Regions from separate parts of the Homo sapiens genome. Here region 2 is linked to region 1. The links are chromatin loops, found by intact Hi-C in ENCODE. Cell type or tissue: CD14-positive monocyte. All regions are shown on one strand.

The links. Hi-C counts contacts between places; a loop is a spot of excess contacts. Peaks named below come from ENCODE experiments on the same cell type or tissue, not always from the same donor. Only the 100,000 strongest peaks of a DNase experiment are listed, where the experiment ranks them.
Region 2: a loop joins it to region 1, with 5 times the contacts of the local background. A loop is called at or near these places in 8 of 110 quality-filtered maps.

Annotation. Positions count from the first base shown.
Region 1 is chr11:63,041,876-63,049,875 of GRCh38, forward strand. It overlaps the pseudogene TUBAP7. Among named protein-coding and RNA genes, the nearest start is that of SLC22A8, 30 kb to the left of the region's middle. In CD14-positive monocyte, no CTCF peak of the experiment used is centred here; no DNase peak of the experiment used is centred here.
Region 2 is chr11:63,720,251-63,728,250 of GRCh38, forward strand. It overlaps RTN3 (reticulon 3), which reads left to right. Exons shown (of 9, transcript NM_001265589.2): 3 at 1-782. Among named protein-coding and RNA genes, the nearest start is that of RTN3, 43 kb to the left of the region's middle. In CD14-positive monocyte, no CTCF peak of the experiment used is centred here; no DNase peak of the experiment used is centred here; H3K27ac peaks cover 2,784 bases.

The DNA of each region.
Region 1 (8,000 bases):
CTTCAGAGGTGGAGTCTCCAGAGGCAGGCAGGCCTCCTTGAGCTGCAGTGGGCTCCACCCATTTCAAGCTTCCTGGTCGCTTTGTTTACCTACTCAAGCCTCAGCAATGGCAGGCACCCCTCCCCCAGCCTCACTGCCGCCTTGCAGTTTGATCTCAGACTGCTGTGCTAGCAATGAGTGAGACTCCGTGGGCGTGGGACCCTCCAAGCCAGGCGTGGGATATAACCTCCTGGTGTGCCATTTGCTAAGACCATTGGAAAAGCTCAGTATTAGGGTGGGAGTGACCCAATTTTCCAAGTGCCATCTGTCACAGCTTCCATTGGCCAGGAAAGGGAATTCACTGACCCCTTGCACTTCCCGGGTGAGATGATGCCTTGCCCTGCTTTGGGTCATGCACAGTGGGCTGCACCCACTGTCCTGCACCCACTGTCTGACAAGCCCCAGTGAGATGAACCCGGTACCTCAGTTGGAAATGCAGAAATCACCCATCTTCCGTGTGGCTTATGCTGGCAGCTGTAGACTGGAGCTGTTGCTGTTCGGCCATCTTGGAACTTCCCCTCTGCCACAAATTCTTAAACCAGCTGAGGTTAAATAATCTCAGTTAAGGCCGGGCGTGGTGGCTCACGCCTGTAATCCCAGCACTTTGGGAGGCCGAGGTGGGGGATCACGAGGTCAGGAGTTCGAGACCAGCCTGGCCAATATGGTGAAACCCTGTCTCTACTAAAAATACAAAAATATGGTGGGTGCCTGTAATCCCAGCTACTCGGGAGACCGAGTCAGGAGAATCGCTTGAAACTAGAAGGCAGAGGTTGCAGTGAGCCAAGATTGTACCAGACTGGGCAACAAGAGCAAAACTCTGTCTTAAAAAAACAAATCTGAGCTAAATAATCTGGGCTTTTGTCAGGGCAGGGGATTTCCAAGGTGATTCAGACCCAAGCCACTGGTCATCAGGCTTTGCTTCCTTCTTTGTAGTTAAACTTAACTTGTTATGTCAACTAGATTTTTGGATTTTATAGCCTGGAACCTCCCCCAGGGATGCACTTTTAGAATCCCCTATAGTGGTGTCCTATCATTATGATTATGCATAACTGATATGTTAGTATTATTAAAAACTTTTGTTTGCCTTATTAGCATCTTTTTATATTTAGTAGTGCCATGTGGAAGTTTCATCTCCTAGGAGATGCGTGATGAAGTTTGGGGAGTTAGTTCTGTTCTTTTTTTTATATAACTGATGAATCACTTTGCAATACACTGTTGACACCTACCACTCGCACTTGGCCATTTTGTTTGACCATCTATGCTGATTCACTGTTGAATAAATTACTTGATTTACAATTGATGCTGGTTAGTCCCTCCTGTTCTTCATATGCCTCCTACTCTTTCCAGGCTATTTGGCTTATACCCTTCTTTACATACACAAATGGAATTCAGTGCATATTAATTACTTATAGACAGACATATATTTACTAGAAGAAACAAAAAGTCCAGGTATATAAATATTCTTCTACTTAAGAAAATAATAACCAAAATCCGAGTGGAATTGGATGGAATGGAGATGAGAAAAACCATATGTAAGATAATTGAAACCAAAAGCTGGTTGTTTGAAAAAATAAGATTGATAGACTAGCCAGACTAATAAAAAAGAGAGAAGATCCCTAAAAACAGAATCATAAATGACAAAGGGAGCATTACCACTGGCCCCACAGAAATACAAAAACCCTCAGAGACTATTATAAATACCTCAATGCATACAATTAGAAAACCTAGAAGAAATGGATAAATTCCTGAAAACATACAACCACTCTAAATTGAACCCGGAAGAAAAGAAAACCTTGAGCAGACCAATAACAAGTTCTGAAATAGAATCAATAACAAAAGAAACCTACCAAGAAGACAAAAGTGCTGGACCAGACGAATTCACAGCCGAATTCTACCAGATGTATAAAGAAGAGCCGGTACCATTCCTACTGAAACTATTCCTAAAAATCAAGGAGAAGGGACTTGTCTTTAACTCATTCTATGAGGCCAGCATCATTCTGATACCAAAATCTGGCAGAGACACAATGGAAAAAAAACTTCAGGCCAATATCTCTGATGGACATAGATGCAAAAATTATCAGCAAAACACTAACAAACCAAATCCAGCAACACATCAAAAAGCTAATCCACCATGATTAAGTAGACTTTATTCCTGGAATGCAAGGTTGCTTCAACATATGCAAATCAATAAATGTGACTCATCATATAAACAGAACTAAAAACAAAAACCACGTGATTATCTCAATAGATGCAGAAGAGGCCTTTGATATAATTCAACATCACTTTATATTAAAAATCCTCAACAAACTAAGCATCAAACGAACATACCTCAAAATAATAAAAGCCACCACTGAAAAGCCCACAGCCAGTATCATACAGAATGGGCAAAAGCTGGAAGCATTCCTCTTGAGAACCAGAATAAGACAAGGATGCCCATTCTCACCACTCCTATTAAACAGAGTAGAGAAGTCTTGGCCAGGGCAATCAGGCAAGAGAAAATTGGGCATCCACACAGGAAGAGAAGTCAAATGACCTTTCTTCACAGATGATATGATTATATACCTAGAAGCCTCCATAGTCTCTGCCCAAAGGCTCCTAGATCTGATAAACAACTTCAGCAAAAATCAATGAATGAAAATCAGTAGCATTTCTGTTTTTTTTTTTTTTTTTGAGACGGAGTCTTGCTCTGTCACCCAGGCTGCTGGAGTGCAGTGGCACAATCTCTGCTCACTGCAACCTCTGCCTCCAGGATTCTAAGCAATTCTCCTGCCTCAGCCTCCTGAGTAGCTGGGACTACAGGTGCATCCCACCATGCCTGACTAATTTTTTGTATTTTTAGTAGAGACAGAGTTTCACCGTGTTGGCCAGGATGGTTTTGATCTCCTGACCTCGTGAACCACATGCCTCGGCCTCCCAAAGTGGTGGGATTACAGGAATGAGCCACCGTGCCAGGCCTGAAGATCAGTAGCATTTCTATATACCAATAACAGCCAAACTGAGAGCCAAATCAAGAACACAATCTCATTTATAGTAGCCATAAAAAGAATAAAATACCTAGGAATACAGCTAACCAGGGAGGTGGAAGATCTCTACAACCAGAATTACAAAATGCTGCTCAAAGAAATCAGAGATGACACAAACAAAAATGGGAAAACTATTCCATGCTTATGGCTAGGAAGAATAAATATTGTTAAAATGGCCATCCTGTTCAAAGCAATTTATAGACCCAATGATAGTACTATCAAATTACCAAAGACTTTTTTTTCACAGAATTAGAACAAATTGTTCTAAAATGCATTTGGAATTAAAAAAGAGCTTGAATAGCCAAAGCAATCCTAAGCAAAAAGAACAAAGCTGAAGGCATCACACTACTCAACTTCAAGTTATACTACAAGGCTACAGTAACCAAAAACATAGTACTGGTACAAAAACAGATACAAAGGCCCAGTGGAACAGGGCAAGAACCCAGAAATAAAGCTATATACGTACAACCACCTGATCTTTGACAAGGTCAACAAAAACAAGCAAAGGGGAAAGGGCTCCCTGTTCAATAAATGGTGCTGGGATAACTGGCTAGCCATATGCAGAAGATTGAAACTGGACCCCTACCTTTCATCATATACAAAAATCAACTCAGGTTGGATTAAAACTTAAGCGTAAAACCTAAAACTATAAAAACTGTAGAAGAGAACCTAGGAAATACAATTTTGGACATTGGCTCTGGCAAAGACTTCATAATGAAGACTCCAAAAGCAATTGCCACAAAACCAAAAATTGACAAGGGGGATCTAATTAAACGAAAGAACTTCTGCACAGAAGACATTATCAAGAGAGCAAATAGACAACCTACAGAATGGGAGAAAATGTTTATAAACCATACATCTGACAGAGGCCTAACATCCAGAATCTATAAGGAACTTAAGCAAATCAACAAGCAAAAAACAAACAACCCCCCATTTATAAATGGGCAAAGGACATGAATAGATACTTCTCAAAAGAAGACATATAGATGGCCAACAAGCATATGAAAAAATGCTCAATATCACTAATCATCAGGGAGATGTAAATCAAAACCATGATGGGATGCCATTTCACACCAGTCAGAATGGTTATTATTAAAAAATAATAACAGATGTTATTATTAACACCTGTTAACAGAAAATAACAGATGTTGGCGAGGTTGTAGAGAAAAGGGAAAACGTATACGTGGTGGAAATATAAATTAGTTCAGCCACTGTAGAAAGCAGTCTGGAGATTTCTCAAAGAACTTAAAAGATGCTACCATTTGACCCTGCAATCCCATTACTGGATATATACCCAAAGGAATATAAATCTTTCTATCATAAAGACACATGCAAGTGCATGTTTATCACAGCACTGTTCACAGTAGCAAAGACATGGAATCAACCTAGATGCCCATCAGTGGTGGACTGGATAAAGAAAATGTGGTACATATATACCATGGAATACTATGCAGCCATAAAAAAGAACGAAATCATGTTTTTGTAGCAACATGGTTGGACCTGAAGGCCATTGTCCTAAGCAAATTAACACAGGAATGGAAAACCAAATACTGCATATTCTCACTTATAAGTGGGAGCTACACATTGAGTACATATGGACACAAAGAAGGGAATAATAGATTCTGGGGCCTACTTGAAGGTGGAGAGTGGGAGGAAGGTGAGGATTAAAAAACTATGGGGTATTATGCTGATTACCTGGGTGACAAAATTATCTGTACACCAAACCCCTGCAACATGCAGTTTACTCGTGTAACAAACCTGCACATATACTCCTTGAACTTAAAAATTCAGTTCTCACTGACACCTGTCACCATGACTCTATGTCAGATACACTGCCCGGACTCACCATGTGTGAATGCATCTCAGTCCACATATGGCAGGCAGGTGTCCAGATGGGCAATGCCTGCTGGGAGCTCTACTGCCTGAAACATTAGACTCAGCTTGATGGACAGATGCCCAGTGACAAGGTCATTGGTGGAGAGGATGACTTCTTCACCACCTTCTTGTGTGAAACCGGTGCTGGAAAACATGTGCCCCAGCCAGATTTTGTGGATCTGGAGCCTGTGGTCATTGATGAGATCTGATGTCCCAAACTGACAGCTCTTCCACCCAGAGCAACTCATTACTGGGAAAGAGGATGCTGCCAACAACTATGCCTGTAGTCACTATACCATTGGCCAGGGGATCACTGACCTGGGGATAGACCAGATCTGCAAGCTTCTGACCACTGCACAGAACCTCAGGACTTCCTGGTGTTCCACAGCTTTGTTGGGGGCACTGGCTCTGACTTCACCTCACTCCGCATGGAGTGGCTTTCTGTTGACTACGGCAAGAAATCCAAGCTGGAATTCTTTATCTACTCAGCCCCCACAGCTGTCTATAATTGTGGTCCAGCTCTAAAATTTCATCCTGATCACTCACACTACCCTGGAGCACTCAGACTGTGCCTTCATGGTGGACAATGAAGCCATCTATGACATTTGCCGCTGCAACCTGGACATCGAGCATCCAACCTCAGCCAACCTCAACTGCCACATTACCAAATCATCTCCTCTGTCACATCTTCTCTGCACTTTGATGGGCCCCTCAATGTGGACCTGATGAAGTTCCAGACCAACCTCACACCTTACCCTCACATCCACTTCCCCCGGCCACCTACTCACTCATCATCTCTGTAGAGAAGGTATACCATGAACAGCTGTCGGTGGCCAAGATCCTCAAAGCCTGCTTTGAGCTTACCAACCAGATGGAGAAGTGTGACCCCCGGCATAGCAAGTACATGGGCTGCTGCCTGCTGTACCGTGGAGATGTGATGTTCAAGGATGTTTATACTGCCATTGCCACCATCAAGACCAAGTGTAGCATTCAGTTTGTGGACTGGTTCCCCATGGGCTTCAAGGTTGGTATCAACTACCAGTAGCCCACTGTGGTGCCTGGTGGTGACCTGGCCAAGGTGCAGCATGCCATGTGCATGCTGAGCAACATGATCACTATCGCTGAGGCCTGGGCCTGCCCGGGCCACAAGTTCAACCTGATGTATGCCAAGAGGGCGTTTGTGCACTGGGATGTGGGCAAAGGCATGGAGGAGGGAGAGTTCTCTGAGGCCCTGGAGGATATGGGTGTGCTGGAGAAGGATTATGAGAAAGTAAGCATCAACTTATATGAGGACAAGGATAAGGGAGACTAGAACAACTGCCTGGAGCCTATTTACTATGTTTATTGCAAAACTTTAGGAATAAGCAGTCTCCTTTCATGATTAAGAAAATAAAATAAAAGTTCAAAGAAAAAAATCTTCTGCTTGTTTTAAATCAACAAAAAGTAATCATTCACCTTTAATTTTGGTATTTGTAACTCCCCTTTTTGCATACTTTGTATTAACTTTTCTCTTTTGAATGTTATTATGAATTATTGGAATTTCACATACTCAACTATTTCAATTAACCATTCTTCCCCTTTATTCTTTCCATCCCTTCCCTCTTTATGCTTCTCCTTGAAATGAAGTCCTTTCTTTTTTAATTTACTCATTTTAATTAATTAATTAATGTATTTTTTAACTTTTAGGTTTGGGGGTACCTGTGAAGGTTTGTTACATAGCTAAACATGTGTCATGGGGGTTTGTTGTACAGATTATTTCATCCCCCTGGTATTAAGCCTAGTACCCAATAATTAGTTATCTTTTCTGCTCCTCCCCCTCCTTCTACTCCCACCCTCAAGTAGAACCTGGTGTCTGTTGTTTCCTTCTTTGTGTTCATAAGTTATCATTTAGCTCCCACTGAAAAGTGAGAATATGTGGTATTTGGTTTTCTGTTCCTGCATTAGCTTGCTAAGGATAATAGCTTCTGGCTCCATTCATGTTCCTGCAAAAGACATCATCTCATTCTTTTTTATGGCTGCATAGTATTCCATGGTGTATATGTACCACATTTTCTTTATCTAATCTGTTATTGACGGGCATTTAGGCTAATTCCTTGTCTTTGCTATTGTGAATAGTGCTGCAGTGAACATATGCGTACGTGTGAAATGTGGAACACTGCATGTGAGTATGTGAAATTCCAATAATTCATGGTCTTTATGGTATAATGATTTATATTCCTCTGGGTATATACCCAATAATGGGATTGATAGGTTGAATGGTAGTTCTGCTTTTAGCTTTTTGAGGAATCACCATACTGCTTTCCACAATGTTTGAACTAATTTACACTCCCACCAACAGTGTATAAGTGTTCCATTTTCTACTGAGTCTTGCCAGCATCTGTTATTTTTTGACTCTTTAGTAATAGCCATTCTGACTAGTATGAGATAGTATCTCATTGTGGTTTTGATTTGCATTTCTCTAGTGATAAGGGATACTGAGCTTTTTTCATATGCTTCTTGGCTGTACTTCTTTTGAGAAGTGTCTGTTCATGTCCTTTGCCCGCTTTTTAATGGGGTTGTTTGTTTTTCCCTTGTAAATTTTTTTAATTCCCTTATAGATAATGGATATTAGACCTTTGTCAGATGCGTAGTTTGCAAAATTTTTCTCTCATTCTGTAGACCGTCTGTTTACTCTGTCAAGAGTTTCTTTTGCTGTGCAGGAGCTCTTTAGTTTAATTAGATCCCACTTATCAATTTTTGCTTTCATTGTGATTGATTTTGTTGTCTTTGTCATGAAATATTTGCCGGTTCCTGTGTCCCGGTTGGTATAGCCTAGGTTGTCTTCCAGGGTTTTTATAGTTTTAGGTTTTACATTTAAGTCTTTAATCCATTTTGAGTTGATTTTTGTGTATAGTGAAAGGAAGGGGTCCAGCCTCGGTCTTCTGCATATGGCTAGCCAGTTATCCCAGCATCATTTACTGAATAGGGAGTCTTTTCCCCATTGCTTGTTTTTGTCAGCTTTGTTGAAGATCAGATGCTCATAGATGTGTGGCCTTATTTGTGGGCTATTTTGTTCCATTGGTC
Region 2 (8,000 bases), 680 kb after region 1:
AAAAGTACCCGATACGAATGTCTCCTTAGAAGATGTGAGTGAAGTTGCTCCTGAAAAGCCTATTACTACTGAGAACCCCAAACTTCCTTCAACAGTGTCTCCAAATGTTTTTAATGAGACAGAATTCTCATTAAATGTGACAACATCTGCCTATTTGGAGTCATTACATGGGAAAAATGTTAAACATATAGATGATTCCTCCCCAGAGGACCTGATAGCAGCCTTTACAGAAACCAGAGATAAAGGAATAGTAGATAGTGAAAGAAATGCTTTTAAAGCAATATCAGAGAAGATGACAGACTTTAAAACAACTCCTCCTGTAGAAGTCTTACATGAAAATGAGTCCGGTGGTTCTGAAATTAAAGACATTGGAAGCAAATACAGTGAACAAAGCAAAGAAACAAATGGAAGTGAGCCTCTAGGTGTTTTCCCTACCCAAGGTACTCCAGTAGCATCTCTTGACTTAGAACAAGAACAGCTCACAATTAAGGCTCTTAAAGAATTAGGTGAAAGACAGGTTGAGAAGTCAACTTCTGCACAGCGTGACGCAGAATTGCCTTCTGAAGAAGTACTGAAGCAAACTTTCACATTTGCTCCAGAATCTTGGCCACAGAGATCATATGACATCCTAGAACGTAATGTCAAGAATGGATCTGATCTTGGGATTTCCCAGAAGCCCATCACTATCAGAGAAACTACTAGGGTAGATGCTGTTTCCAGCCTTAGCAAGACTGAATTGGTAAAAAAGCATGTCCTAGCAAGACTTCTGACAGACTTCTCAGGTAACCATTTATATTAGAATACTGCATGTGGTTAATTCTGTGATTGATTACTTATCAGCGTGCCATTTATGTTAGTCTGATTTATACCTACAAAATTATGGCTAAAATACAAAAACAATATGCTGTATGATGGGAAAGGCAGATTCTTCTCCTGTCTTTTTTTAAATGATTGCTTGATTTGGTTTCCTTAATATCAATATTTCCCAAAGCAGTAGACCACTTTGTAACATTAATCTTCCCCTAAATATTTTTTCTATGCTCGCTGGGTACGGTGGCTCACGCCTATAATCCCAGCACTTTGGGAGGCCGAGACGGGCGGATCACAAGGTCAGGAGATTGAGACCATCCTGGCTAACACGGTGAAACCCCGTCTCTACTAAAAATACAGAAAAATTAGCTGGACGTGGTGGCGGGCGCCTGTAGTCCCAGCTGCTTGGGAGGCTGAGGCAGGAGAATGGCGTAAACCCGGGAGGCAGAGCTTGCAGTGAGATGAGATCGCGCCAGTACACTCCAGCCTGGGTGACAGAGCAAGACTCTGTCTCAAAAAAAAAAAAAAAAAGAAAATTTTTTTTCTATGCTCCAGTTATATTTCAAGGTACTTCTTTTCTTATAGGTTGCCCCTAAGGTGATATTAGGTGAGAATCTAATATCATCAGGTTCTTACTTATTTACAAAGCTTGTTTTTAAATCTCCATAATTGTCATACTTTTTAGCACTTGGATTTTTTGATATGTGCTTTGTGGAATCTTAGCAATCAAAGATAAAGGAATTCCTGCTGGGAAAGATAGTAAATGAAACTTTTAATTAATGTGATCGTATACTATAGAGATTTTATGCTCTGAAAGTAGGTAACCAGTATTGTAGTACTATTTTGTGAGTAATGCTTAGGAGAACTCATGCATTCTTCTACTTTCTATCTTATTTAATATTCTTCAGGCCAAAACTCATTATTAGATGGTACCAGAAACCCCTTCTCTTGTCTTTTATCTATTTCAAATGATCACTTTTCTAGCAAGTGGCTTTCAGTTAGATTACTGCAAATGCTGTCTATTCTGGGATCTTGGAAAGTACAAGAAAAAAAAAGGATCTTTCAAGCCCCTCTACAAGGGACCCCCATCCTTTAATGTAATACCAAGTTTTACATCTACTGTATGGTCAGTGTTAGGTGCTATGTAGAGGTCTGTGGTTTTTAAACTATTTGATTATAGATCTTTTATCAAATGAAATCATACACAGAGTTGTAGTATTTACAAGAAAATTAGATTTTTGTTAGGCTAAATGTATTTTGTGTTTGATTTTGTGCCTTTTTATAAAGGCATTTTCTTACTGGAAACTGTAGGTAGATTTATCTTTTTAAGTTTTAATATTTAAAATAGATAAATTGTACTTAACCTTACAATGGTATTGTGAGGATTAAATATGAAAATGCAGGTAATACAGTGCCTAGCACATAGTAAATATGCAGTCAGATTTAGCACCAAATACAGGGCCTGCCACATAAGTAGTACTGGATAATTATTTGTTGAATGAATGATATGAATTATTTCACTAACAATTATCAGTGAAAGACATTGAGGCTTTTTGATAAACCAAAAATTTTGAATTACCAATTAAGGATAGCTCTTATACTCTAGCATTTGAAGCTCACTGAATTTGGATTAAAGAGTACTAGGTTCTAATTCTTGCTGTGCTGTGTCTAGAAGTATGACTTTGAACAAGTAACTTACATAACCTTTCGGGGGCCTCAGTTTTAATATCTGTAAAGTGAGGATGTAAAGTGAAGTAGATGGTCTTCAATTATCATTTAAATAATATGATTCTCTGGCTCTGGTACATTCTAGATTTCTTCCTCAGTTGTCATAATTCTTACAGGTAGTAACTTTTGGGCAATAAGGCATATAGGAATTATGCTACAAGAACTCCAGTGTCTAATTCTGGCAAATTCCTGTTTTAGCATGACCTTAGATGACTAGTCTAATTGGTTCAGCATCTTCCTTTGTTAATGTGATGATCATTATTTTGCCCTGCTTTGTATGTTGCAGTAAATAAAGTGCTGTGTAAATGCTAATTATTAGTGATTATCAACTGAATTATTTAATCTAGCGTGAGAGATGTAAAGGGCTATGGAAGTTCAGGATATTTGTCACTGACCAAAGTCTATGATTAGTGTATGTTTTTAGATTGTAATTAAAGAAGACCGGTATAGTTAGACCAAGAAGTTTAAAGGCCTTTCTTGCAGCTTTCAAAAGTGAAAACCTTTTAAAATTGTCTTATTTATGAATAAATCTTTAAAAATATAATCCATTTCATTGCAGTGAAATAAATAAATAAAAACATAAACCATTTCAGTAAAATGCATCAGTGTCTAGTTTTATTTATTTATCTTTTTTTTTTTTTTTTTAATTTTTTGAGACAGAGTCTCACTCTGTTGCCCAGGCTGGAGTGCAGTGGCGCGATCTCGGCTCACTGCAACCTCCACCTCCAGGGTTCAAGCGACTCTCCTGCCTCAGCCTTCCGAGTAGCTGGGATTACAGGCGTGTGCCACCACGCCCAGCTAATTTTTTGTATTTTTACTAGAGATGGGGTTTCACCATGTTGGCCAGGCTGGTCTCTCAAACTCCTGGCTTCAAGTGATCCGCCTGCGTTGGCCTCTCAAAGTGCTGGGATTTACAGGCCTGAGCCACCACACACAGCCGATTGTCTAGTTTTAAATACGTGTATCTGCATATTCTTCCTTTCTAAGGTAAAAACAGTGCTTTAATTATATTCTGCCTTAAGTTGTTTGGGAAAATAGGCAAAAGAAACAATGAAAGAATTAGTGGTTTTCTGTTTGTTTTTGCTATTTTATGGTATATTATGTAACAGCTTGTAATGAAGCCTTTATCATATTATAGTTGGTTGCTGAGTAATTAAGTTATGATAGACTCTCATAGTTTGGGGAAGAAAATCAGATCCCTGCCTCTCACATACCTAGTGTAGTGAAGATAGTTTTTTGTGTTTTAGTATCCAGATTGGCAGGATGCAAGGAAATAAGCATATAGTTTGGTGAAGTACATGTAAATTGTTACAGCCTTTCTGGAAGGCAGTTGGCAATATGTAACAGACCTAGAACTGCCCTAGCAATCTTGTTTTTAGGAATTCTTTTTTTTTTTTTTTTTTTTTTTTTTTGAGACAGAGTCTCGCTCTGTCGCCCAGGCTGGAGTGCAGTGGCGCAATCTCGGCTCACTGCAAGCTCTGCCTCCCGGGTTCACGCCATTCTCCTGCCTCAGCCTCCCGAGTAGCTGGGATTACGGGCGCCTGCTACCACGCCCGGCTAATTTTTTGTATTTTTTAGTACAGACGGGGTTTCACCATGTTAGCCAGGATGGCCTCAATCTCCTGACCTGGTGATCTGCCCACCTCGGCCTCCCAAAGTGCTGGGATTACAGGCGTGAGCCACCCGTGCCCGGCCCTTTTTTTTTTTTTTTTTTTTTTTTAAAGACAGAGTCTCACCGTGTTGCCCAGGCTGGAGTGCAATGGCACGATCTCGGGTCACTGCAACCTCCACCTCCCGGGTTCAAGCGATTCTCCTGCCTCAGCCTCCCAAGTAGCTGGGATTACAGGTGCCTGCCACCACGCCCGGCTAATTTTTTGTATTATTAGTAAAGACGGAGTTTCACTATATTGGCCAGGCTGGTCTCGAACTCCTGACCTCGTGATCCGCCCGCCTTGGCTTCCCAAAATACTGAGATTACAGGCGTGAGCCACGGAACCCAGCTGGAATTTATCCTTTTTTAAAAATGTGCAAAAATAACTACACAGATGTTCATTATAGCACAGTTTATGATAGTGGCAGATATCTCGGTGTCTTAACAATTAGAGATTGGTTGAGTATATTATGGTATAACTGTGCAATCGAATATTACACAGTCATTGAAGTTGTTAAAGTTTTGTTTTTTTTTTTTTTAAGAAATGGAAAAATATAGAAAAGTACAAAGGCAGCCTACACCCATATCTTCTCTATATGTAGAATTAACTTATGTTAATTGTTAGCATTGGTAGTCATATTTGCTTCCAAACTAAAGGACTCTTTGATTACCACCTGGCCACGCCCTCCATCTCCCCTTCCCCAGACGTAACACCGTCATGGACCTGGTACATCCTTCCAGTTTATTTTAAATAAATGTGTTTGTATTGTTTTATGCTTTTTAACCATTCATTCATGTTATCATGTTTGTTGTATAACGTTTTCCATTCAACATTAGGTTTTTAAACTTCTTTCATGTTGGAATTTATATAATTTATTCATTTTAACAGCTATGTAGTAATCCATTATATGAATATATTATTTTCTTTTGGTAAGGATTTAGATTCTTTCCTATTTTTTGCTATTATAGACAGCGCTGAAGTTAACATTCTTCTTTTTTTTTTTCCTTTTTCTTTTTCTTTTTTGAGATGGAGGAGTTTCACTCTGTCGCCCAGGCTGGAGTGCAGTGGTGCAATCTCCGCTCACTGCAAGCTCCGCCTCCCGGGTTCATGCCATTCTCCCGCCTCAGCCTCCTGAGTAGCTGGGACTACAGGCGCCTGCTACCACGCCCAGCTAATTTTATTTTTGTATTTTTAGTAGAGTCGGGGTTTCACTGTGTTAGCCAGGATGGTCTCAATCTCCTGGCCTCGTGATCCGCCCGCCTCGGCCTCCCAAAGTGCTGGAATTACAGGCATGAGCCACCGCGCCCGGCCTTAAGTTAACGTTGTTATACTTGTCTGTTTTTACACATATGTGACTATTTCCCCAGCGTTAGGGTGCTACTGCTTATCAGTTTCACTTCTAGCTCTGTGCCTTATTTTTCTAGTTACTGTCAAAGTTAGTGTCTTCTGTTATGTAAAAATGTTCGTAATTTATTAGTAAAAACTACATTGTTCAGCACCCAGCAGATGGTGGGTGCTAAAGTGGAATGAAAAGAGTTACCAAACAAGGAATACAAAATAATTCCTATCTTGGTATCATTTAAAGTGAATCTATGCTAGAAAGATTCCATAAAGAAAAAAAATGAATCTATATACCTACATATACAGGGAATCTGAAGTAATTTTTAAAAGCAATGTCAGAATGGTTTTCTTTTCTTATGGCCAAGTAGGCTTTTACTGGACCTGACCTTCCTGCATATAACTGGACAAAATTTTTAAAAAACAAAGACCCGAAGGCACTGGAGGATGAACGGGAGCAGTCAGATTCTGAAAGAGAGTTGACACATGTAAGAAGAGACAGCATGAAATTAGTTTTTTATTTTTACTGCTTTTAGCTAGAGGACAGGCTGAAGTGGGCACCTGACAGGCTGGCTTAAACCTTCATAGAAAACCTAAGCAGTGGACAGCATTTGGGTCAGCCACAACCACTGAGTCAGTGGAATGTAAGGGGAGGAGGAATCTTGGAAGGGAGAGATCCAGAGAGTGACAGCCTAAAATTCTGTAGATAAAATAAACTGTGTTTAAGCCTCTGTTTAATTGTAAACCACACTTAACACAAAAGATTATAAGCAGCACAACTAGAGATGAAAGAAGTGAACTGGGCCGGGTGCAATGGCCCACGCCTGTAATCCCAGCACTTTGGGAGGCCAAGGCGGGTGGATCACGAGATCAGGAGTTCAAGACCAGCCTGGTCAAGCTGGTGAAACCCCATCTCTACTAAAAATACAAAAATTAGCCGGGCACATTGGCAGGCGCCTGTAATCCCACCTACTCAGGTGGCTGAGGCAGGAGAATCGCTTGAACCCCTGGGGGTGGAGGTTGCAGTGAGCCAAGATCATGCCATTGCACTACAGCCTGGGTGACAGAGTAAGACTCCGTCTGAAAAAAAAAAAAAAAAAGAAGAAGTGAGCCGAGTTTGTAGTTTGAAGGCCAGGCACAGTGGCTCATGCCTGTAATCCCAGTACTTCAGGAGGCTGAAGCAGGTGGATCACTTGAGCCCAAGAGTTCAAGGCCAGCCTGGGCAGCATGGTGAAACCCCATCTCCACTAAAAAATACAAAATTAAGCCAGGCATGGTGGCCTGTGCCTGTAGTCCCTGAGCCCAGGGAGGTCAGGGGTGCAGATCGCACCACTGCACTCCAGCCTGGGTGACAGAGTAAGACTCTATCTTGAAAAAAAAAGTTTGCAGTTTGAATCTAACCAAATTTATTACATGTTAAAACAAAAGTAATGATACTCTCCAGAGGAATAGAACACAGTCTGGAATTTGTACAGCATAATATTCACAATGTCCAGGATATAATCCAAAACTACATGTTTTAAGAACCAAGAAATTATAACTCAGTCTGAAGAAAAAGAGACAATCGATAGAAACTAACTGCATGTGTTGGAATTAGGAGTCAGGATTTTAAGGGTTTTCATTTTAATCACTCAAAGAAGTAAAGGGAAATATTCTTGTATTGAATAAAAAAGAAAATCTCAACCTAGAAATCGAAACAAAAAAGAGTCAGGTGGGGATTCTAGAACTGTAAAATATAACCACTGAAATTAAAATTCAGCAGGTGACCTTAACAGCAAAATGGAGATGACAGGGGAAGAAGCTGGTGAACTTGATAGCATACTAAAGAACAGAAAGAACACATATTTTTTAAAAGTGTCACCAGAGCTTCAGAACCCTGTGGGACAATATCAAAAGACCTAACTTTGGCCAGGCACAGTGGCTCACGTCTGTAATCCCACCACTTCAGCACTTAGGGAGGCCGAGGCAGGAGGATCACTTGAGCCCAGGAGTGCGAGACCTGCAAAACCTATTTTTTATAATTGGAGTCCTAGCAGGAGAGGAAAGTGAGAGAGAGACTGGAGAAGGACATATTTAAAGATAAAATGGCTGAAATTTTCTTAAATTTTATGAAAGGCACATTTACTGATGAAAGACGCTCATCAAACACCACCTACTAGGATAATTACAAAGAAAACCATACCTTGGTGTATGTGTCGGGGTCCCCAAGATAACCATCAGGGCCAGTGATTTGCTAGAAGGACCCATAGGACTCATAAACTGTAAACTAGCAGTTAATGGTTTATTACAGCAAAAGGACATAGGTTAGAATTGGCCAGAGGAAAAGACACACGGGATAAAATCTAGGAGAGATCAGATGCAAGCTTCCAGGTATTGAATGGAGTCATACAGGGATGTACTTAATTCTTTTACAGTGATGCGTGATAACATGTGCAAAGGATTCCCAACCAAGGAAGCTCTTTCAATCTTTGG